2 separate regions of the Mus musculus genome follow, and region 1 is linked to region 2. A link is a loop called in an ENCODE intact Hi-C map of the cell type or tissue named here. Cell type or tissue: gastrocnemius. All regions are shown on one strand. Links, peaks and the distances in the headings refer to the core of each region. The heading gives the core; the rest is flanking DNA. Region 1 has its middle 99 kb from the start of Gm52302. Region 2 holds the start of Gm41598 (a long non-coding RNA gene).

What was found. A loop is a pair of places that touch in the nucleus more often than their neighbours do. Peaks named below come from ENCODE experiments on the same cell type or tissue, not always from the same donor. Only the 100,000 strongest peaks of a DNase experiment are listed, where the experiment ranks them.
Region 1: a loop joins it to region 2, with 6 times the contacts of the local background. A loop is called at or near these places in 19 of 42 quality-filtered maps.

The regions. Positions count from the first base shown.
Region 1 is chr17:49,927,546-49,943,499 of GRCm38, forward strand. It overlaps the pseudogene Gm19465. Among named protein-coding and RNA genes, the nearest start is that of Gm52302, 99 kb to the right of the region's middle. In gastrocnemius, for the core only: no CTCF peak of the experiment used is centred there; DNase peaks (open chromatin) are centred at 8,162, 8,433, 8,928, 9,108 and 1 more place.
Region 2 is chr17:50,790,791-50,798,790 of GRCm38, forward strand. The region is part of intron 17 of Tbc1d5 (TBC1 domain family, member 5); the gene reads right to left. Gm41598 (a long non-coding RNA gene) reads left to right here and starts at 59. Exons shown (of 2, transcript XR_876871.2): 1 at 59-1,807; 2 at 2,714-2,800. In gastrocnemius, for the core only: a CTCF peak has its summit at 4,860 (motif pointing left); a DNase peak (open chromatin) is centred at 4,898.

The sequences.
Region 1 (15,954 bases), core at 3,514-11,513, 860 kb before region 2:
TCACTGATGCCCATGTGTGTGATGCCCATGACTGTGATGGCCATGTGCTCTGCTGCTTTTGGTGTGGCTGGGTACTGCCCCTGTTTATGACCTATCTGCTACCTGCTGCTTGGAGCCATAATTTTCCAGCTGCTGGAGAAACAAGCAGAAACTCAATCCAGGGACCAGTTCCAGATGGAAGAGCTGTTCTTCCTAGAGAACTACACCTGCCTGAACCAGCAGGCCCTGGAGATGCTCATTCTGGTGAGGGAGTAAGGAAAGATGGGACCAGAAGGGAGGTGGGTGGAGGAGCCCGTGGCAGATTCAGAACCACCACCAAGTTGTTGGTTCATGTTTGAAGACAGAATGTGGTGGGAACTGGAATCTGAAAGAAACCTAGTCCAGAGCCTGTCTCTAGTCTACAACTAGACCTATGTGGCCTTAACTGAGTCGCTTAACTTAAATGTCCTAAACAATACAGTGAAATGAAAGAGTAAATGTGGGGCTGAGGAGGCAACTCAGTCAGCTATGATCTTGTCCTACAAATATGAGGGTCTGACTTTAATGCCCAGAACCCACATTAAACATCCAGGTGTGGAGCAAGCAAGATGGCTTGGCAGACAGATGAAAGTCCCATCAAGAACTGAGTTCAAACCCTGGAGACCACAAAGTGAAAAGAGAAAACCAATTCCCAAGAAATGTCCTTTGGTTTCCACACACACATACCATGGCACATCATGCCTGCACGTAGAAACACACATGCGCACGCACACACACACACACACACACACATTCACACATGCATGTGCGCACATGCATGCTTCACCACCAGCATCACCACCACCAACAGCAGCAGCAGCACCTGAGAGCTTTAGGGACTCAAGTCTCAGACCTGCCGACACAGGAACTGAGTGAGGCCACCAAGAGATGCTAAAGCCCCAAGACAACTCTTGGGACCAAGAGCAACTTGTCTACAAGAAAAGACTTCAGCAGAGAGTCCCTGTTCAGCTCTTCTAGGACACACTCCATGCATTCAGAGTTACTCAGGGGTAATATTCACCTTCAGATCTCCCAACATCCCAGGAGTGAACCAGAGACAGGGACACCTCAAACCTTCTCCTGCCTCAGCCCTGGCATGCAGGTGGAACCAGTTGAGCAGTGGACAGACAGATGGACAGGCTCAAATGAGTTCTGCAATCAAGGACAAAGGTGTAGGTCTGATTGCAGCCCAAAAGGACCAGTAGGTAGCACTAGGGACTCACTAGGAAAGATGAGGGCATACATGTCCCTCAAAGTCCTCAGTCTCAGGACAGGGCAGGTAGAGGCAGAGAAATGTTAGTGTAATATTTAAGGGAATCCCAGTCCCTAGGGAACTCACACACTGAGCCATAAATGATGCTGAGTGTTGTGTTCAAACATGTCTCCATGTGGAAGCTTCTATGCCTGCCTCCCTCCTCCTCCACCATTGGATTGTCAGAGATAAAGATGTAGCAGCCACCTGAGGCCACTCACCCACACTCAGAGCTTTAGGGAGGCCAAAGACTCTTCTCTATAGGGTAGGGGGCCAAGAGGTGCAGAAGGATAGCCAAGGACTTGGGCAAATGCTGTCCCCAAGAGTGGGGGGTCTCCAGGGAGGGGACATGCTCTTAAATGTCTGGTTGAGCTCTCTGCATGTGTGGGAAAGAGGAAGCCAAAGTCCGCATCCTAAGAAGCTAATTCCTGTCCAGGGGAGAGCCAGGAGGCCTCTACCTAGCAGGTGAAAGTCAGTTCCTACAGGAAAGGGATGTAGGAAAAGCAGCCATACTTCTCAAACGCTCCCTACCTGTGAAGCATTGAAGGTTAACAAACTGATCTGATATTTCCCTGGGACATGTTCCTAGCTAAAGCAGAAGAGGGCTAGAGTTGGGGAGAAGGAGCCGAAGGATGGGGCTTGAACCTACCAAGGTTCCTGCCCTGCAAACACAAAACACAGACACACACAGAGTACATACCCATGCAACACACAGCACCGACAGACAACACACCACAGAGTACACACAACCTCTCCCGGGTCCCTGATGGAATTTCTTCTGCAGGCATGGGCTCTGCTCTCTGAAGCGTGCCAGCAAGCAAAGCAGCCAGCCCTCTAGATGTTCAGGAATGCTCCATGGCTTCCCACCACGTGGCCCATGGGAAGGAACCTCCAGGATCCACCGTCCCAGCAGATCTCTTCCAGAAGTATCCAACACTAACCTTACCTTGTCCTAACTAGTGTATGTATGTGTGTCATCTTCCTAGTCACCAAAAAACATCTCCACGTCATCTCCTTAGCCCCTGCCCATTAAAGCACACACCTCAGCCAACTCTAGGCCACTTAGCAAGTGTCTTAGCCAATCAGAATTTTCATGTTCCCTTCTGTGAGGTGGAGACAATGTTATCTGAGAGACTTAGTAAACGTAAGCACACAAAAGCATCCTCCTGAGAGTTTGGTGAAAGCGGGCTGACTGGCCGCCTGACCGTGCCACTCCCGCAGGTCATCCTGGAAGCCTGAGTGAATGGTATAAACCCCAAAGGCAACTCCACCAACCCCAGCAACTGGGACTTTGGGAGCAGTTTCTTCTTTGCAGGCACAGTGGTCACCACCATAGGAAAAGGGGCTGGGAAGGAGGGGCCTCACTACCCCCCTCCCCCTCAGCTGAGATCATTCCCACCCCTGGGTCAAGGATGCTGTTTATCTACATGGTGACACAGGAAGCACCAATGGGGACATGGTGGGACAGTAACAGATAAAAGCAGTGAAGCCTGCTTACATCGCTGCAGTGAGGGGCTGGATTTACCTCCCTGGGGCCCTCTGAAGGGCTGGGAAGGACCCTCCCTCAGTACAGCTGTATGAAAGCAAGCATGGGTCTCTCTATTGACTACACTCCTGTCTGGCCATGAGCTGACCCTGGTGTGTTAATGCTCTGACACTGTGAGCCTGGCCACAGACCAGAAAGTCCTCTCCAGGAGAAATATAGCAGAGATATTTGAAGAGGGAGGTCATTTCTATAAAGGGACTGTCCCTCAAAGCTGCAGGTGGCATCCCAGCAAACCTGAGGAGATGTGATAATAGTGGGATGCTTCCCCCATCCACCCCAGTGTCACACAGGCCTCCCTTCCATTCAGTTAAGCCCCCATTCGGTTCCAAACACCTTCCTCTTCCTCGGCAGTCCAAACAGAGACTTAGAATATGGGTCAGAGTATGAATTTAAATCTGACCCAGGCTTGGCCTCCCAAACCAGAAAAGAGGAATTAAATCACTATGATTATAAGGCAAATAGGGAAATAGAAAGGATGGGGAACATCTTGGGGAAGCATGCCTGGCAGGGAGGCAGAGGGAGGCAGAGGGTGGCAGTCAGGAGAGCGTCATGGAGGTAGCATCATTGGAGAGGAGCCTTCTATAAGATTGTTCTAGTAGATGATAGGATGAGGGTCTAGGGGAACAGAGAACTTCTCCTCCCCCAGAGGACAAGGAGAGGGGAGCTGGCAGGAGGCATTTCTGGACTCTCCTTCTCCTCCACCTGATATACAGGCTATGGCAACCTGGCTCCCAGCACAGAGGCAGGGCAACTCTTCTGTGTCTTCTATGCCCTGGTTGGCATCCCACTCAACGTGGTCTTCCTCAACCACCTGGGCCTGGTTGTTCCTGACCCTGGGGACTGTGGTCATTCTCATCTTCCCACCCATGTTATTCAGTCACGTGGAGGGCTGGAGCTTTGGCGAGGGTTTCTATTTTGCCTTCATCACCCTCAGCACCATTAGCTTCTGGGACTATGTTGTCGGTGAGGATGAGAAAATCAGGTATTCACTAGAACCTGGGGTGCATTGCATGGGGATAGCAGCTGAGATTGGTTATTTCTGGGGCCACTGTGGACTCCTGGTGGCATCCTCAGATATTCACTTTTCCCACAACTGGTAGGAGAGAGCACCCTATGGAATCTGAGGGTGGCTGTGCCCCCAGACACAAGCCGTCACCTTCCCTGGCAGGTACAGACCCCAGCAAGCATCACATCACCATGTACCGGAGCTTGGCAGCTTTATGGATCATCCTAAGTCCGGTGTGGCTGGCGGTAGTCCTCAGCCTGGGGTCCCTGCTTCTGCATAGGTGTGTTCCAGTCTCTGGATGTTCATCGGGGGCCTGGACCCCAAGGATGAAGCAGCCCCTGACCCTGACTCCAGCCCTCAGAGAATCTCCATCTCTGCGTGATACCCAAGTGTTTCAGCCACCCCCCAAACCCATGCTACCTTCTTTCCCAACCCATATACTCCCCAGACAGGTGGTCAGTAATTCTCCAGAGAAAGGAGCTAGGTGTGCCTACAGAATAATTCAAGGGAAGTGCAGAGAAAAAAAATCAAAGACTTAGTGGGTAGAGGTTTGCATGCTGGCCTCAGAGCCCTTTTTCCTGTTCCATCACAGGGGACCAGGAAAAACCCAACATGAATCATGATGGCCAAACTGCCAATGCCACCTTCATATTCAGGAAGCCTTGAGCTGCAACCAAAGGCTGAGTTGGTTTTTGTGTTCATTGCTACACACTAGGCACACCACAGACCCCCACTGTGTGCCAGGACTACTCTTGCTGTATCTTCACTCTCTAAGGACTGAGTTGGCCCCCATTGCAACAACCCTAGAGCCTTGACAGGGACAAACCTGGAGAGAATGAGTGTTCGGGACAGTGGCTGGAGGAAGGGACCTGGACACACACCCAGGGATACTTTAGGTGCACACAGAAAACTGTCCTTAGTAGGCTCACAGCTGTGGAACTCTAAACACAAAGGCCACCTGCCAGCACTCTCCAGCTTTCCTTGGCCACGAGTGAAGGTGGATTCCTGAAGAAGCCTCGGGGCATCATCTGGGTGTCCCACCACCTTCTGAAAATGACCTCCCTTGATCCCCAGGGCACCCCTGTTCCTCATTACTCCCCCTGAGAAGCAGGAGGGGACAACAGATCTCAGAAGCCTTACAGAAAGAGTTCCCTGGGGCCTAGGCCTCCATGGGAACATCCGCACCTGGTCCTTCTGCCCGATTTCAGCACTGTGGGCCTGAAGGGAGGACAGGCCAGTCTTAAGAAGACAAATTCTTCCTCAGATTTCCTTTCTCCCCAGTTGCAAGAAGGTTTCTAAGCATCTCCGTCTTTGCAGCATTTGGGGAGAGAATCCAGGAGGTTGAGGGGAGTCCCTAGGGAGGACCCACGTCCACGGAGGATTTTCTACCCCCAGGACATCAGTAAAGGACTGAAATCTGAATTCCCTCCATCAGCTCTATACATGCTGGTCCCCGCCTCGGCTCTCGGTGAATGGGGTCACAGAGACGTCTTCCAGAGCAGCTAGGATAAATCTGGGTTCACAAGTTTCTGCCTCCCTCATACACAGACTTACCTTAGCCAGCTGGGCTCTTTTCTTTGAGTACTTTAAGGGAACCTAGTGTGACACTGAGTACAACAAGCACTTGGGGGAAGTCCCTCGTGTGACAAGTTAGACAGGAGCTCTGTGACAATAAACCTGGCTGTTTCTCTTGTGCACTGTGGATTTCAACAGTCTTCTCACTGAGGGGAAGTGTTTGGGGCTCGGAGCTGGGGAGTGGGGAGGGAGTCTGGGTCCTTCCCTCCCCTGGCCTGTGGCTACCTGGCAACCCTCTCATTTCCCCTGGCTTCAACTTTCCAGTAAGCTATCAGTTTGTCCCTGGATTTGGATATTTGAGGGTAGATAGGGCTATTGCACCCTGCTGCAACTCTTCAGCAGGGGAAACAGGCCACCAGCAGGCACTTGCTTAGAGAAGGGCCCCTCCTGGCCTCTCTTGCCCATTCCTGATTCCTGTCCACCATAGCACACCTGGGCTCCATGATCTCCGGAGACACCCTGCTGGGCCTGCGACTGGCAGGTGCCAGGTTCAAGGCTCCCATTGCTTTCCTACTTGGCTTACCAGGCACCGGTGTGTTCTAGACACTGAAAGATCATGCCTTCAGAAACTTCAGTCTCAACTTCCAGTGTGACAAATGTGCGCTTCTACAGAATGCCAAGAGTCTAGATGGCTTGATGCTGGACCTACCGATCCAGGTAAGGGAACTAGCAAAACCAGCCAAAGAAAGAAGCAATGGGTGGGATAAAAGGCTTGAAGCTCATTGCAGGGATGAGGAGGGCTCTGGCCCCAGATACTGAAGTGCTGAGAGAGGCAGAGTCAATAGTCTTGGAAAGAATGGCTTATGTGGTTGGGAGGGGCGAGGTAACCACCGGGAGGGGCTGGATCCAGTGGAGAGGACCTCACTCTATCAAGGAGAGGGGCTGCATCTTTAAGGAAGTGAAAGGGCACTACCATCACTGTGGGAAGAGCCATCCAGAACACAGCCATAGAGAATGGGTCACAAGCTACAAGGCTGTCAAGAGGAGACAGGGTTGTGTTCGGTCTGATCACCCCGCTGTGGTGGGGCTTGCTGAGACAAGGTGCAACGGATAAAAGGCCACACCCAACCTCTTTCAAAGGTCAGGGGAGGGGCAAATACCTTGGAGGCATGGCCAGACTCTAAGGAGGAAAGTATGTTTGTCTAGGCTAGACCCAGAGTAAAGCAGTTTGCCCAAACCACTGGGGAAGCTACTTGGGCTGCATCTGGAGCTAGGCAGAGCAGGGACTGTCTGGCCACCATCAGTAAATGCTTCCCTTACAGCCCTTCCCTTGCCCAGCGCATTCCTCACTAGCCTCCGCATCCCCCTAAGAGATGAACCGAGGCTCAGGGAGGTTTAGCCTAAACGCACAGCCAAGAGCTGAGGCTGTTTTATCACCTGGAGGCTGCGCTTGCATAGACCTGTGTACCTGTATGGATATTTCTTAGAATCCTATGATTTTATGTCCAAGGTACAGTATGACCTCCCCTGGCTCTGCTGCTGTTGTTCTGTCCTCCTAAATGTCTTCTCAGTGGGAAAACCCTCCAAGAAAACCCAGCGTCGCTCTGTCCACAAAGTCTCCTGCCTCTGCCCCGTCATCTCTGCATTTCCACAGTGTGGTATCCCTAACAAGACAGCAACATTCCCCACTGTTAGTATTTTGTTTTGCAGATAAGAAAAACTAGACATGTAAAAGCTGAAACCCTCCCAACACAGCCTCCTTTGGACCAGAAACAGTCTTGGTGGTCCCAGAGCAGAGGTAATTCAGTTCTCCCGTGTTCCACTGAAGGCTGAGGTCATAGCTCTGTCATCCTCCGGCAACAGCAGCCTATTGCGTCCTGTGAGATTAGGGCTGAGCTAGACAGTTAAGCCACTCTGACCTGACTCCGGGATAAGCTGGAGAAGGACTTATCCCCATGATATCTTCCTCTGGGAAGCCCTTGATTAGTAGAAAAAGTAGAGACTCCCTGCCCCAAATAGACTTGGAATAAAGGATGAGATATTGTGTTAAGTTTTCCTGGGGACACATGAAAAATTCTCTTCAAGTCAGATAGGGCACCAGGGATTAATTGACCAAAGAAACAATCCCACTCACTTCTAGCTGGAGGAACCAAGGGGGTTTATTGGAGTTACTAATAGGAATGTGGATGGTTCAAAGGCAGCGGCATCACTGAAAAGTCCATCCCATTATGGGTGACACCTCACATCCCTAGAGCTCTATTGATGGCTCTCCCCAGCAGTTGTTACTGTGAGATTTAACTTTGGGGACTGGGTTTGTGAATCCTGTGCCCTCCTGAGTTTCCTGAGCCTGGAAGTCTCGGAGCTTTTCTCCTTCCGCCAGGAGGAAGTTTATCTCTTTGGAGAAACTGTCTATACAACAAGAGTGTGGTTGTAGGTATAGCACAGACATGGGAGAGGGGGCAGGGGCCCATCCTCCTCTCTCAAGATCCTGTGGGTCACTGCATCACCTCCCCCAGGACATCACCCAAGCATATAAAGATGGGACCTACCTCCTGAGAAATACACAGGCTGGGAGTTTGTAGGCTCTTCCTTCTTTTCCGTGCCCACCATCATTGCCGTTGGTGAGGGCAGCATGGGACAAGCTGCTGGAACTTTGGAGGTGGCCTTACCCTGAGGGACAATAGTTCCAGTGATTGCATCCCAGAGTGTATGACAGGGTGTGACACCTGTAGCACACCCCAAGCCTCTTACAAGCAGCCTCAGGACACATGGACCTGGCTCTGCACTTCCCCAGACACCAGGGGAGCTGTGTGCATATTCAAGTTTGGGGGCTGATGCACTGGTGGACTTTGGTCATCCCACCTGTCCCTGAAAACTCTCACAGTGCATCAGCATCCCTTGGCCCCTAACACTGTCCTCTGGACCCATTTCCCCTCCAGAGCCAGGGTGATGTGGAGCCTGTCTTAAAAGCATTTAAGACTGTTGTGTGGAAATAGTGTGGACAGAAACCCAGGATCCCTGCAGCCCTGGATTTCAGGAACCAACCCAAAAGCCCTTGCCCTCAGTCTTGCCTGCATGACCCAGGACTTACCACCAGGTGGCAGGCTCACACTGCTGATGACTTAGGCTCCACCACGACTGCCTCTTTCCCCTTCAGGAACCAGCATCGTTATATCCTTGCCTTGTCTTTCCAGCACTCCAATACAAGGCTCACTCTCGAACACCTCCCTAGCATCCCACTTATTCAGACCATCACTTTGTGATCTCAGCGCTTGAGAGGTGGAGACAGGGGGTTAAAAAAACAGGTTACATTAAAAAAAGTTTGAGGCCAGCCTAGATAAAAGCCTGGTTTAAGACAAATAAAACAAAGCAAGAATGGAAAGGGAAATGAGAGGGGGGGAGGGAGGGAGGGAGAGAGATCATATGGCAACCTTCCGTCTTGATTCATTGGTCCATTCATTCCATTCATTCAGCCTGGTACCCACTGGATGCTCAGGGATTGGCATTCCCACCGACAGTGTGGCCCCCACTGTGGCCTCTCATCACCCCCTCCCCCATGACAGGTCTGGAGCCCATTTTAAAGTTAAGCAAACTGGCTCAGAAAGATTAAGCCTTGCCCAAGTTCCCAAAGCCTTGCAGGAGTCAGAGTCCAAGAAGTGGAGCCAGAATGGATAAGAACTCCAGAGCCCAACAGCAACCTGATGTGCCAGCCTTGCTCTGTCTAGTCATCAGGCCTGGCTAGGCAGCAGCTGCCACCTCCAGCATGGAAGTGAAATGACCAGGGTGGCCATGCCCAGAGATGAAGGAGGTGTCCCCTCAAATACCCCTCTCTCCTGCATCAGAGGATGCAACCGGAGCCTGGCTGCCTGCTAGCACTCCATCAGCTGGGCCACCTTATGTAGTGTGGGGTGCACCAATGTGCCCACCAGCTGGGGAGCAGCTAACAGCTGAGGCAGTGGCCACAAACCTGGATGAATCGCTTCCAGCTGGGAAACTGTGGTGGAAATGGAGTTTGGGAGCAGAAGGGAGAGGAATGGGAGGCTGGTGGTGAGGTTGGGGGAGCAAAGCCCAGGACGGGGTCTGTGATCATGTCCATGGTGAGGGTGAGGATGGGAGGAGTCAAAGCCACCCCAAGCTTTTGGCAGGAAACATGAGGGGACACAAGCTGGAGAGGTTGGGCACAAGGGCATCTGTTTCTCACTGTGCTCGACAGAGCCTCAGGCCGATGCTGTGTGTTCCAGGACCCTGCAGGCAAGGAGGCTGGCAGGCCCTGCTGCGCTGCTCTCTGACCTCCAGTCCTTCATGCTGCTGCCTCCACTTCTCTTCTCCCACATGGAAGGCTGGAGCTACGAGGAGAGCTTCTACTTCACCTTTGTCATGCTCAGCACTGTGGGCTTCAGCCATCACATGAGTGGCTAGGGTAGGGGAGCTGGTCGGGTGGGAACTCACCTGCCTGAGAACTCACCACAGGTGACTGACTGGTCTTTCATGGGGGGTGGCTTGGTGGGCCTGGGACACAGCTTGTAGCCTAAGTAGGCTCTGGCCTTTCCCAGCCGGGTGGGTTATGATCTCTCGGGTCTTTCCCGTCAGTGTGGAGCTGTCCTCCATAGCTATGGGGTCAACTGGTCCCCTAGAGGGACACAAAGCCTTTGAGCCTCCCTCATGCATCCTATTCCTCTGCTCTAGGCGAGGACCGAGGTGGAACAGTCAGGGGGCTTAAAACACCTTGTCTCCCTTGGACCTCAGGGGGAAAACAACAGCCAAACTCTAAGCCTTCCAAGAAGGCCCCAAATAGGGTCCATCAGTGCTATGACTTAGAGCCATGGCAGGCACCCTGAGGCAACTGGACACGAGACAGCATAAGTATTCAGAAGGTGGGACTGGAGGGACAGTAGCCCTGGATGCCTCAGCATCCCTCTCTGAGTCTCTGTCTCTGTGTCTCTGTCTGTCTCTCTCTGTCTCTCTCTGTGTCTATGTCTGTGTCTCTGTGTCTTTCTGTCTCTCTGTCTCTCTGTCTCTCTGTGTCTGTCTCTGTGTGTCTCTGTGTCTGTGTCTCTGTGTCTTTCTGTCTCTCTGTGTCTCTGTGTCTCTCACTCTCCTGCTATCCCCGAAAAGAGCTAAGACTGAAGGCCACATGTTCCTTCTCTACAGAGGAGGGAGGGCAGCCTTGGGGACACCACACCCTCCATTAGACCATGACCCTGGACTGGGGAGGAGAAGGAGAAGGCCTGTCGTGAGAATTTTCTCTTGGGGTGGGATATGGGGAACTAGACAGCTCTCCCTACTCTTTCTAAGACCTCCAATGACAAACCAAAATGTTTGCTTCCAATACATCCACGAATATACTGAGTTTACTTACAGAGCCTCGGTGAAGGGTCGCAGACAGGAGCTTGGGTAAAGTATCTGCAATAGAAGGTTTTCACCCGGCATGGGTAGTGACTTCCCCATAGTTTCATAGATGGAGCCCCCTCCCCTAGTCCTTCCCAGCCTATATACCCTCACCTTCCTCAAGACCCCAGACCACGTGCACTTAGGGCAGAGCTGGGAGGAATTGCTGGATATTCAGACTCTCCCTACCTCCTCCTTCTGAGCGGGAGGGTCAACAGAGCATTCCACAAGCCCAGTTGTGACCAACTTTGCACATGAGTCCAGCTGATCTGATAAAGATGGAGACAATTTGGCTCAGTGGAGTGCTGGGTATGGGGAAATAAAGGGATGGGGGAGACCTGAGTCCCACCAGAGCTCAAGGAGACTGCCATGGGACCCCACGGAAACATCCCAGAACGGGTGTGGAGCCTCACAGGCCGCAGGACCCCGCTGGGGTCGGGGGAAGAAGGCATATTCTCAGCTCTGACTCTCGGGCACCATAGACTGCTCGGTACCATGGAAGAGACGGTTTGGGGGTTTTGGGGTTCCTGGACCACATGGAGCCAGGGACGACAGGTTCTTGCTCTCAGACATCCCAGGCCATGGTATGTTGCAGAAGAGCTGAGAACAGGCCCTCAGGCAAACTCTGGTGTGGGGGCCGAGGGGGAAAGGGTAGGAAGAGAGCTCTAGCAGGTTATCTTGGGGACAAGAGAGTCTGGCTAGCTCAGGCGGTGAGCGGTGAGCTCGTTGGCCTGCTTGGGTTGACTGGCAGCAGTGGCTGGAGGGCAGGAAGGCCTTCAGGCAGGAGGTTAGGGAAGCCTGCTCCATTACTCCAGCATAACAGATCTCGATGAGCAGACACAGTCCATGGTTTTAGAGCTTTATTGTAGAAAAGCAGAGAGAGAGAGAGAAGAGTAAAGAGGCAGAGGGCGGCCATGGTCACATGGAGAGAGGGGAGAGTGGAGTAGGAGAGAGGGAGCAAGAGGGCTAGAGAGAAAGCAAGAGAAGCAAGAGAGGAGGGCTAAGCAGTTCTTTTTATAGTGGGATGGGCTACCCTGTTGTTGCAGGGTAACTGTGGGGCGGAGCACAGTTGTTGTTGCCAGGAAACTGTGGGGGTGGAGTCTGGACAGCCTACGTGACTGATGGCCACAGAATGATGGAGTTGAGGACTCATGGTGTCAGGCGTCTGTGTCTGGGGGTGTAGCTCACTGTTCCGTCCCTTGTAGGATTTCCTACCGGGTCTCCGGAGTAAACCTCACTTGACCAGAACACAGACTGCCTTTTTTGGTCCCACACAATACAACAGAGCCCTCCCCAAATTCCTTCAGTGGACTTGAGACAAGGCTCTGACAATATGACAAGCCACTCACAAGATACCCAGAGAAGGGTAGCCCCATTTTATCAAAAAAAAAAAAAAAAGAAGCTGAAATTCAGAGAGGCCAAGCCATTTGCCTGAGACATCTCAGTGAACTTCTAATCTGTTTGTTCTCACAATTTGCACTAGTTCTAGAACCTTCTCTTGGCCTCTGTGTCTCTAATTGTAAAGGGTCCAGCTGGGGGCTTGCTGGGAGCCATATCACTGCCTTCTAGCTTCTGGGTTTACAGTCCTCTGCCTTAGTCTTCTTCTCCCCTGAGAGGGGGGTTTCATACTGGGGACCCCGCTATCACAACCTGGTTTTTCACAACTCAGGAAGAAGGGACTTGGAAGAATTCTTCCAACTGGGTCAATGCTTATCTCTGCCCTCTCAGTGGGAACCTGTGTGAGCTGCAGCCAGCATTTTGGAGAATCAGGCTTGCCCCACCCACTTCAGGAGACAGTCCTGAAGACTTCTTTCTCTGCTCTTTTCCCACTCTTTCTCCTGCCAGACTAGGACTGTTGCCCAAGACTGCACAGGTTGACAAGTGCACAGCCCTGAAGGGTTCCTATCCATACAATGTAAAGAGGCCTAGCATTCAGGGAGTCCCACACCCTCCATATTCTTGGTCCCTCTGGTGCTTAAGATCATATACCATGGCTATTTTCTTTGAAAACTTTCAGGGTTTTCCCACAGTCTGAGGGTGGACCTGAGATTCTACAGCTGAACATGGATATGTGGTTTAGCCCTGTCATCGCAGTGTTTTAACAAGGCAGGGGCAGGAGGTCTGTGAATTCAAGGACAGGTCTACATCAGAAGATGTCTCAAAAACAAGAAAGTTACCCAATGCAGCATTCTCTAAATATGGACACTCTGAAAGTAGGAGCAAAGGATCCAGCCCGCCTCCACGGAGGGCACACATGGCATAGCCAATGACCATGAGAGTGAGGAGCCACCAGGGTCTCTGCCCAGGAGGCTGCTCTGTGAAATGGCAGGGCAGCCTGCTCAGCCTCTTGCTCCAAAACTCCCTACCCTGAGCCCAGGCCAAAGTCCTGGATGCTAGAAGGGCAGCTGGGAGAGCAGAACTACACACTGTGTTCCCCGAGGCTGCAAAGGACCACACAGAGAGCCTTCATCTGCAAAACCTCTGGCTTATGTACGTGGGGGAAACTGAGGCCAAGAGAAGAGCAGGGAGGCGCCTAAGGCCAACCACAGAAGTTCTGCACACTTCCATGCCTCTTCTTCCAACCGCATCGCAGCTCTCCTGGCCCTTTAGGGACGAACTAAGTCCTTTCTTGGGTAGGAATGTTGATCCCTTAAACACACACACACACACACACACACACACATACACACACACACATACACACACACACATACACACATACACACACACACATACACACACACATACACACACACATACACACACACACACACACACACACACACACACACACACACACACACACACACACACACACACACACACACACACACACACACACACACACACACACACACACACACACACACACACACACACACACACACACACACACACACACACACACACACACACACACACACACACACACACACACACACACACACACACACACACACACACACACACACACACACACACACACACACACACACACACACACACACACACACACACACACACACACACACACACACACACACACACACACACACACACACACACACACACACACACACACACACACACACACACACACACACACACACACACACACACACACACACACACACACACACACACACACACACACTCACACACACACACACACACACACACACACACACACACATACACACACACACCCCTTGTGGATTCTCTTTAGTATGGCCTCGATGGCCCTGATCATCAAAATGATTCTATCCTTGCTTGAGAGTTCATGGGACGAGTGTGTCTGCTCCTTAATCTGTTCTAAGGGGGACATCAAGACCTGAAGCTGAAGGCATGGTCAAGAAAAGGAACACAGGCTATAATCCCCAGTCATCACATCTAGAAACTTCCACTCTGGTTATACAATATGACAGTGACAACTATCTTTGTCCCAGGATCCCGGGATCTTCCTTCTCAGACCTCTGATTTTAAGCGTGATTTCCTGTCCTTTCCAGCTGAGTACAGCTAGATGACTCAAGTTCATCCAATAGGCTATACAGATAACTTCCCATGCAATATATGGGATGTGACTCTGGTGATGGAGTGTCCCCTCTCCCTCTGCTTCTTTCGTCTATTGACTATAATGCTGGCATGGTGGTGAGAGCTCCAACAGCCATACTGCCCCACAAAGTAGAGAGCATGGTTGGGACTCATAGCACAGTAGAAGAGGCAGCCTGGAGTCCTGGTCATCCCAGAGTCATCGGAACAAACCACGATTGGACACTGACTTGATTCACACAAGACCAATACCTGACGTAGTTGAAGCTATTGCTTCGGTGTTTCCAGAACATTGAAAGCTAAATTCTAGTGAATTTAAATATGCATCCATACACACAGCAACTGAGGCTGGAACCCACAGACAGAAACAATGCCAGCCCTGAGTGAGCGTGCCAGGGACATGGAGGAGGGATGGACAGAGGGGAGGAAGGCTCATGGCCCTTCCACCCTCTGACCTCCCTGAGGAATCCACAGCGTTTGAGGGTGAGTCTCAGGACTGATCCTGACAGCAGTGTAACAGCAACCAAGCCAGCTACTGGACGTTTCCTTGCTTTCTCAAACTGAGATAAGCAACAGCATTCATGCCTCTCTGCTTCCTGACTGCATGCACAATGTGACCAGCCACCTCCTGTCACCACGTCTTCTCATCCACAGTGGACTGTGTCCCTGTAGGACTGTGTACCAAGTAAATGCTTCCTCCCTTCACCATGTCTTCTTATCTATGATGGATTGCTTCCTCCTAGAACTGTGCACCAAGTAAATGCTTCCTCCTGTCATCAGGACTTGTCATCCATGGGAGACTGCATTTCCCTAGAACTGTGCATCAAGTACATGCTTCCTCCCTTAAGTCGCTTCTGTCAGGTATCTGTCACCTCGATGAACAAGTAACTAATACTAACGAAATGCTGCAAAATTGAGTGGCACAAAATACCATTGATTTTAAACAAGGTTTGAACTTCAACCAGGCTTCGGTTAGGACACTTGCCTTATCTCAGTGCCACCAACTGCGGTCTGGACATGCCTGTCCTGACACATGCCATGGTTCAGTGCTGCCATCTGCAGGCCTGGGGATGCCTGTGCACAACTTGCCGTGTGCCAGTGCTGCTTGTATCACAGGTGTGCATTTTCACACATCTGTCGTGCCCCAGTGCTGCTATTTAGTGCCCTAGGTATTCCTTTTCACACATGCTTTGTCCCAAGGCAGCCACTTTCTTCCTGAGCATGCCTGCTTACACACTTGCTGTGTTTCAGAACTTCCACTTGGTGGCCTGGGAATGCTTGCGTGCACGTTTGCAGTGTCTCTGGCCCACCAACTGGTGGCTAGCGCATGCCTCTTCACTCATTTCAGAAATAACATGGGGTCAGCATGCCCATAAAACCTTCATATTATGCTACTCAGAAATGACACGGGTGTCCATATGCCCATACCCATCTCCACCTGACAGGGTTCAAAAATGGCATGTGAGCCAGTATGCACAAAACACCATCATATGACCAGGATGGGAAATAACATGGGATCCAATATGTAAACACCTTACCCATAAGACTCGGCTCTGGAATGGCATGGGAACCAGCATTCCCATATTCCCCTTCACATAACTGGGCTTAGGGACGGCATGCGGCTAACATGCTCATACTTCTCCTCATATAAGTGGGCTGGTAAATAGCATGGGGGCTATC
Region 2 (8,000 bases), core at 1-8,000:
GTAAGGTAGGATTTCGTGGATAGGGTATTTTGGACTGTCACTTCTGGGCCGTCTAACCATGAGTCCTAAAAATAAATGAGGAAGGGAGAGAAGCAACTCAGAGACTTCACAGTTTCTCGGCTGTATCTGAAGAAAATGAGAAGCAGGAGCTTAAGTGGGCCTTGACCTGGTGCTTCGTATACTGAAAAAACTAGAGTAGGATCTAGAGATAAGACATCTTTCAGAAGCCGGCAACGGTCACTGGTTGACAGCAGGCAAGAGAATGGGCCTCCATTTTCTCGTAGTTACAGGAGTTGAATTCACCACTATTGCAGATGCATAAGGAGACAGACTCCTCTGGAGCTCCTGACCCCAGGGAGTTCTCCCACTGAGACCTGTGCCAGACTCTGACCTATACAATCACCAGACAGTACAGAGGGATTCTAAAATCACTAGATCTGTTAATTCTTTGTCACCTGAAGAAAACTTTGTCCAAAGTTCCAACTTATAAAGTTACCTGTTATAACTAAACAAACAATCCAACTCACCTTCTGTATCTTTTCTTTTCTTTTCTTTCTTTTTTTCTTTTTTTTTTTTTTTTTTGAGATAGGATTTCTCTGTGTAGCCCTGGCTGTCCTGGAACTCACTCTGTAGACTAAGCTGGCCTCGAACTCAGAAATCCGCCTGCCTCTGCCTCCCAAGTGCTGGGATTAAAGGTGTGCGATACCACCGCCCAGCTACCTTCTGTACCTTTAGTTCTACAATTGTTATTTTGTATATTCTAGGATTTTCTTTTACTCATACATGATCAGATTTATTGAAGATAGAATTACATCACTGTTTTAAAAGATTTATTTTTAATGTGTGTGTGTTTCCACGCGTGCACGTGTGCCTGTCTTGGTAGTGCACATGAATAAAGGTGCCCCAAGAAGACAGAGACATTGGATCCCCTGGTGCTAGAGTTATAGGTGGTTGTGACCTGCCTTACGTGTGTGCTGGGAGTCAAACCAGGGTCCCCTGCAAGAGCAGTCCATCCTCTTAGCCACAGAGCCATCTCTCCAGCCTGTTTCAGTACTTTGACCAGAACTGTGTTTTGCTTTCACTGGAACAATCTGGTCTCTGTATGGTTACACTCACCCTGTACTTTTCTTACTCCTTTTGATGATCTTTCCTACCTTTTGAACTGTGCAGATAATTTATTTTACTGTCTTACTTGTTAATAATTACATTTCTTCTAAGTATTTTATCTTTTAGGTTGGTATTTGGCATTTTCTGAAGAAGGCATTATCACTCCTCGTTTCCTTACCAATTCATCTAGAAGTATAATCCTACTTCTCTAAGTGGTGAAGTATGTATGTTTAAGAGGTACTCGAGAATGGAGAGAGGGAACAAGACTGGAAAGGAACTATGTCTACAAATGTGGATTGACTGATTAGAACTTCATGATGTGGAGAGGTGGTTATGTTGCAGGACCAGATGTGGGGAGGCTGGAATGTTGCAAGTGCAGAGCTTAGTTATAATTTATCTTGGGTGTCCTTTGCTTCATAAACAGCCATTCTCTATGTCAGACTTAACATCCTTGGACTAACAGATAAAAGCCTCTTAGAATGTATTAACTTAAAACCCAATTTCTACTAAACAAAACTTAAGGTCAGACAGCACCCGAGGCTGACAGTTGAGATTTCTCCACTTTGCCATAACCACCTACTTACTGTTTCCACCAATGTATTTGAAAAGCACTTTGATTTATGGTTTTCTTTGTTCTCTTTCTATGAAAACTCCAGGAAACTGGATGTATCCAGGGATGCACTGGAACATGGAATTTGAGGTAACTTAAAGTCTGTGTTCCCAGGCTGTGATTGTTCCTATTTGGACCCAGAGTAAACTTTCTCTTACTCTTCTTGAGGTAGTTTTTTTTTTGTATCAACAAGAGGAAAGTGAACCTGCTGGCAGGACTGAATTCTTACATGTACCAATGTCTAATTTACCATTTCATTTAATCCTAATTCAAAACAACTGTTGTGTAAAACTTTAACAATAAACAAATAAATAACCAACAAAATTCCACATGTTAAATTTTGATTGCTTGAGAGCCCTCTTCTACACAAACCTTCTTGTTTCCTTTCTAGAAACCTTCAGTGCCCATCTCAAGCAAGTTCTTCCGAGTTCCCCGAGGGGCCTCTAGGGACGGGCAGGCTGTCTTCATTCTGCCTGTTAACTGCTCTCAATCTCCATGCCAGTACATTCCTTTAGCTCTGGGAAATTTTCCTTATTGCTCTTTTTTGATTATTAACTCACTTCTGTTCTCTAGACTCTCAATACTTGACATTATAGTTCAAAATCATAGTTAATCTAAATTCCAGATAGGATAATTTAAATTTTATTATACCCTTAGAACACGTTAGTATTTGTGGATTATTATAGCTTATTTTCTTCCAAAATGGAAGAGTTGTGAACAGTTATATCTATCAGATTTTGTAAAATGTTAGCTGCCTTGGATACTTTCAGAAAGAAGGCACATGGTGGGCATTGCATAATCATATATATCTAATTCATTTATAAGGAATATGTGACATATAAGTAAATTTTATTATAATCCATTGGGACTTTGTTCCATTTAAAAGAAATTATAACACTATCAAAGAACAAAATCGTATTAACCTATCCCATTTTGTATCAATCAATGATTTCCATGAATAAATGATAATCAGAATAAGAAATGTTGTGTTTCTAGATCTCAAATGTGTGAGAGGAGCACTGTGCATCTTTCTCCTACCTTTCCTGTACCCACACTGCCTAGGGTTGCCTACCTGAGTAATAAGTCATCAAAAAGAGGAACAAGATATCAAACAGACATTGTGACTATAACAGGACTGTGCTGTTGATAACCATCCAATTGATGGATTGGATCAATCATGGATTGATTCCATTCAATCCTAACCACTCAATGAAGAGCTCAACAGAAGACAAGATTGGGACTCAAGAAGATTAATTCATTAGTTCAAGGACCTGTGGGGTATGTGTGTTAGTGTGTGTTAGCATAAGTCAAACAGATTTGTTCAAGCTTAAAAACTATACCAAAATAAATAATTACATTTCTGAATCCTGGATGTGGCATTAAACCTCTCTATATAATGTTTTATTTTCCTCCTTAACTATGTAAACTAGCTTGATAATATTTTTGTTACTGTGGAAACACCAACACTTAGAAAGCAGTCTTTGTACGAAGTTCCCTGCAGAGATCTTCTGAAAACCTTTTCTTCCAGAACAGTGTTGCCTTGAGCTGAAGAGTTTTCAGAAGGAATGTTAGCACTGGCATGGCCTGCTAGGGTAAATTCGCAGCCCTCACTCAACTGAGGGCTAGGTATTCTCAGGATGTAGGTATAAGCTATGCAGTGTCCTAGAGCTGTATGGACCAGTGTACTATATTAGATATGAAGCAGATTGCTATGGTGCCCTGAAATCCAGGCTATGTTCTGCTTATTGAGTGGATCTCCTAGAATAGGCTATATATGCAGAGGTTCTAACTTCACATAAAGGCATTATTGGGATCAGACACAACCATGTCTGGATATAGTCTATCCTTTTTTCATTCCCTTTTCCTTTCAACACACAAAGCAAATGGCTGTGTCCCTTGGACTCTAGGACAATGGAAGTTATTTGTCAAGCATCTCTTAGGAGTCTCTGCTGGCAAATGTCTTGGAAGGAAGGTCAGAGAATGAAGAAATAGTATTATGCTCCTGTAATGTCCTACAGATAATATTTTTGTGGTTTTCTTTCCTCAAAAAACCCCAATGAGATGAACAGGTGCTACAGTGAGTGAGCTGAGGGAAACAGTGGCTTATCTAGTTCAGGGGATGCAGAGCATCTCCTGTTCCCTCTGCCCCAGGTTCATCTCACGGTGGCTGGAACCTTCTCTATCGGACTGACAAACTCTCTGTCAGAGTGTGGGGGCAAAGGGAATTCTAAACACATTCAGACAAAGGGCCAGTTCTGACTGAGTTGTCTTAGAGCCCTACAGCAAGAGTAACATCCAAGAAGGCAGGGACACTGGGGAACCCTGGCGCCAACAAAACAGTGTGCCCTGCAGCAGGCACACTGGCTTGTTCCATAATTACTGTTGAATATAAAATCTTGATAAAAGAAAAATGATGGAGAGTATTTTAATATAAATAGGATTAGTTTATTATATGCATATGAATATTTTAAATTAAGCCAAACATGATATGAGGTTTAATTACTATTTTATTATTCTCATTTTAGCTTGAATTTGAATGAAAGAATCTTGAATTCTAAACTTCCATGTAACATAAATATTCTCATTATAATGTATTTCAACTAAAAGGTGCAAAGAAAAAGATTAATGATTGTAATCTTAAATATTTATGTCTTAAAATCCCATGGGAAGTACTGAAAATGGATAAGCTTTTACTTCTTAAGCTAAACTAATGGGTAATATTAAAATGCTAGTTTTTGACTGTAAACTGTTATGACTCACTATTTATGGTGGTTACATTGTACACTGGTTAAATCGTATGGCAAAAATTTTAATATGAAGGCAATACTTAAAATATTTCAAAATCAGGTTGTGAAAAAGACAAGTGGTAATTTTTTAGGTGGAATATGGGTAGTTAAAACACAGAAACAGATCTTACAACAAATTCGTCAAATATTGTTACAAACAATTCATCCAGTAACAAAAGTCCTTCCTTGTGTCAGCCATCCTACAGAACATAACGTTGCAAATGACCTCAAACATAGGTTGAATCATATTTGGCAAAGAAAAAGAGTTTTCACTGTGAACAGAAAATCCACAAGGCCTGATGCCACCAAAGTAGGCCCTAAGAGTGAACTTTTGTTTTACACAACAGTGCCACTTAGTGGCCAAACTATGGTAGTGGACCAGTGTGCTGAATGGAGAGTAGGGCCAGTAACTGGGTTTGGGAGAGAGTTGTGACACTGTAAGTGGCCAGAATGGGGTGGGGCAGTACATGCCAACAAATGAGAGAAGAGGGAGGGAGGGAAGGAGAGAGGGAGGGAGGGAGGGAGGAGAGAGAGAGAGACAGAGAGACAGAGACAGAGAGAGACAGAGGATGGATAAATAGATGACAGACGGGTGATTAGACAGATGGTAGACAGGGAGGTGGCAACTGTACCTTGGAGGTCAGTTAGAGCCTGGACAGGAACAGAAACCTGAGCATCGCTTCCTGTAACTACGTCGCCTAGATTTCATAAGAAAAAATAATTAGATATGATAAAGGAAAATAGACAACCTTTTGCCTTTCATACTCAATATTATAATATTTTATCGAATTATTAAAATTTATAGAACAGAAAATACAGTGGAAACTTAGATAAACATCTGACGTGTCTTTAAAGTAAGCAATGTCTTTAAAACGATGTTTCCAGTGGAGAGTTTGTGTCTGTTTTTACTAAGGAAAAGTTCACAAGTTCCTACTATAAGTTTCTACTATACTGTGGATTGGAAACCTCAGTATAAAAGTATAAAGGACTTCTCTGAGGAGATTTTTATGGCATTACAAATATTAGTATGTTTTAAAATATATCTTCTAAAAAAGACTTATTCATATGGAAGTTATATAACACTTATTAACAGGCATATTTTTTCAAAACTGATTTCTTCCAATGTAAAAAAAAATATTTTTAAACTAAACTTTAAAGGAAATTCATAGGAAAGACCTAAGCAAGCTCTAATTTCATGTTACCTAGTGAAAATATTTCAAACTTACCACATGTATTTTCAAATGCATCTGTGAACTACATCCCTTTATTATAGGCAATTATTAAATTGAAACCATAGTAAATGCTTATAATAAAGCAGTGTTCCAAAAAAAAAAAAAAAGAAAGAAAGAAAGAAAGAAAGAACCAGATGGGCATATAGAAAAGAAAACCGAGCTGGGAGAGCAGGTCTTAGTGACCCAGAAGGAAGAGTAGGAGAGGAGAGGAGAGCCACCCAGACACTGCCGTCCCTCCAGCTCTTCTGTTTCTGGGGCAGCAGTGTTCAACAATTACCAGTCACAGCCGTCAGACTAACCCCTAGAGACGGCAGTGTCGAAGGCTATTTCGTGGTTACTAAATAGAAGAAAGCAAGTCTTTTAAAAGTCTCCAGGATTCCTGTGTACAGCCTATGACTTTGTAGGCTTGCTTCTTCTTCAGCTTTTATATAATACATGCATATGACAACTATGTATTCATTTTACTAATATATATATAAAGTACTAATTAATATACTATAAATAATATGATTAACATATATAATAATATACAGGATCTCACACACACACATTTTGGTAAAAATCGATTTTAAACGAGATAGCATCCCTCAGTGTTCTGGCCACTTAATGTACTCTGATTTGTAGCGCGGCCACACTGTGTCATTACTGCATTCCTATCAACTAACAGGACAGAGAAATGTTCTCCTATAACCAAAATAAAATTGTGAAAGGGACCACATCCCACAGAAAGGCTTTGGGTAGAAAGAAAATGGTCACAACCTAAGTTTCCATAATAACATTTCCTAAATTGATAAATGGTAGGCTCAATTTCTGAACATTTTCAAGTCTATACCAGTTACCCGTTTTGCTATATAGATTTCTCATTTTAATATTTAAGGTAACGATTACTAAGAAGATGAGGGAACAGCAGCTCTGCTGATTTTCTTTTCCTCAGCGGACACATAAAGTCCACCATGAACGTTAAGTTACACATGCCTGCATCTGGGTGACAGAACCTCCCCTTAGAAATACAAATCACTATAACCTAGGAAACACATTTCCGTCTTTGCAAACAACCTTTGAACTTTCCCTCGGAGTCCCCTGAGAAGGCTGTCACTCGGTGGAGGGCTCTCTAGAACAGGAGCCTGCAGGCAGGCTGCGGTGGCTGGAGCTGTCAGTGAGGACACAGGGTCTGCAAGAATCCAGCACCAAGGCCAGAGTTGGAGGCACTCTCTTTATTCAACATCAAATGAAGGATACATCTGTCACCGTAAGCAGCACAGGTTTCCTGAGTCCGCAGGTTCCTAGGCATCAGCTCAGAGAGCTTGTTTAGGTGTGAAAACCATCAGAGCTCCAGGCATGGTTTAGGTTTTACAGTAAGGGAGGAAGATCATCAAGTAAGAAGCTCCAGCTCCATAAATGGCTCTTTTGGCCTTTACTTTATTTGATCTTTTATGTAAGTAGGAACACTAGCAGGAATTCTTGTTGTTAATATAAGTTTTTGTTGTTATTTTGGGGGGGGGTGTTGGTGGGAGTTCACATGAGAAGAATGAACCAGAAACAAACTAAAAGAGCTATAAAACAACAAACAAGGGCAATTTCTTTTAGGATAGGGATCAGTTTCAGAATGCTCTGTGATGCTCAGGCTCCACTGTGGTGCTGAAGTGCTCCGCTGCCTCCTTATAGCTGGGGAATCAGTCTTCAGCGATTGTTCCATCTTCATGCGCTTCCTTTCTCACTTACTGTGATATTAATACTTGACATTTCCTCAGAGATACAACTTTATATTCTATAGTCATTTGGCTTGGTTTCTCAGAAAATTTAAACTAAAGCATTAAGAGATTCTCTGACTCATTTGCCTGCCATCAGTTAGAATTACAACAGACTAAAGCTTGTTATCAAAGCAATATTGAAATCATATTTGTTTAGAACAATAAAACAGTACAATTAAGAGATATATAAAATAACATTCATTTCCATTCTGGAAGTGGGCATGTCTCCTGGCATTAAGATACATTTCAACATGTTAATGACTTGATGTCTCCTTTTCTTTAAATCATGTGTGACAGTCTACATTAAAAAGAGAAGAATGTAATTTTAAATGAGATATTCTCATAAAAGGTAAACAGAATACTCTAATAAACCTTAAATACTAATTGTATAAAACCTAATATTTCATATAGACAAAGTAATATAAGAACTGAAACCATGAAGACAGCAATGGAAGGCTCCACATGCACAGGCATGTGGACATATGTGCATGGCATTCCAGACGCACATGCATGT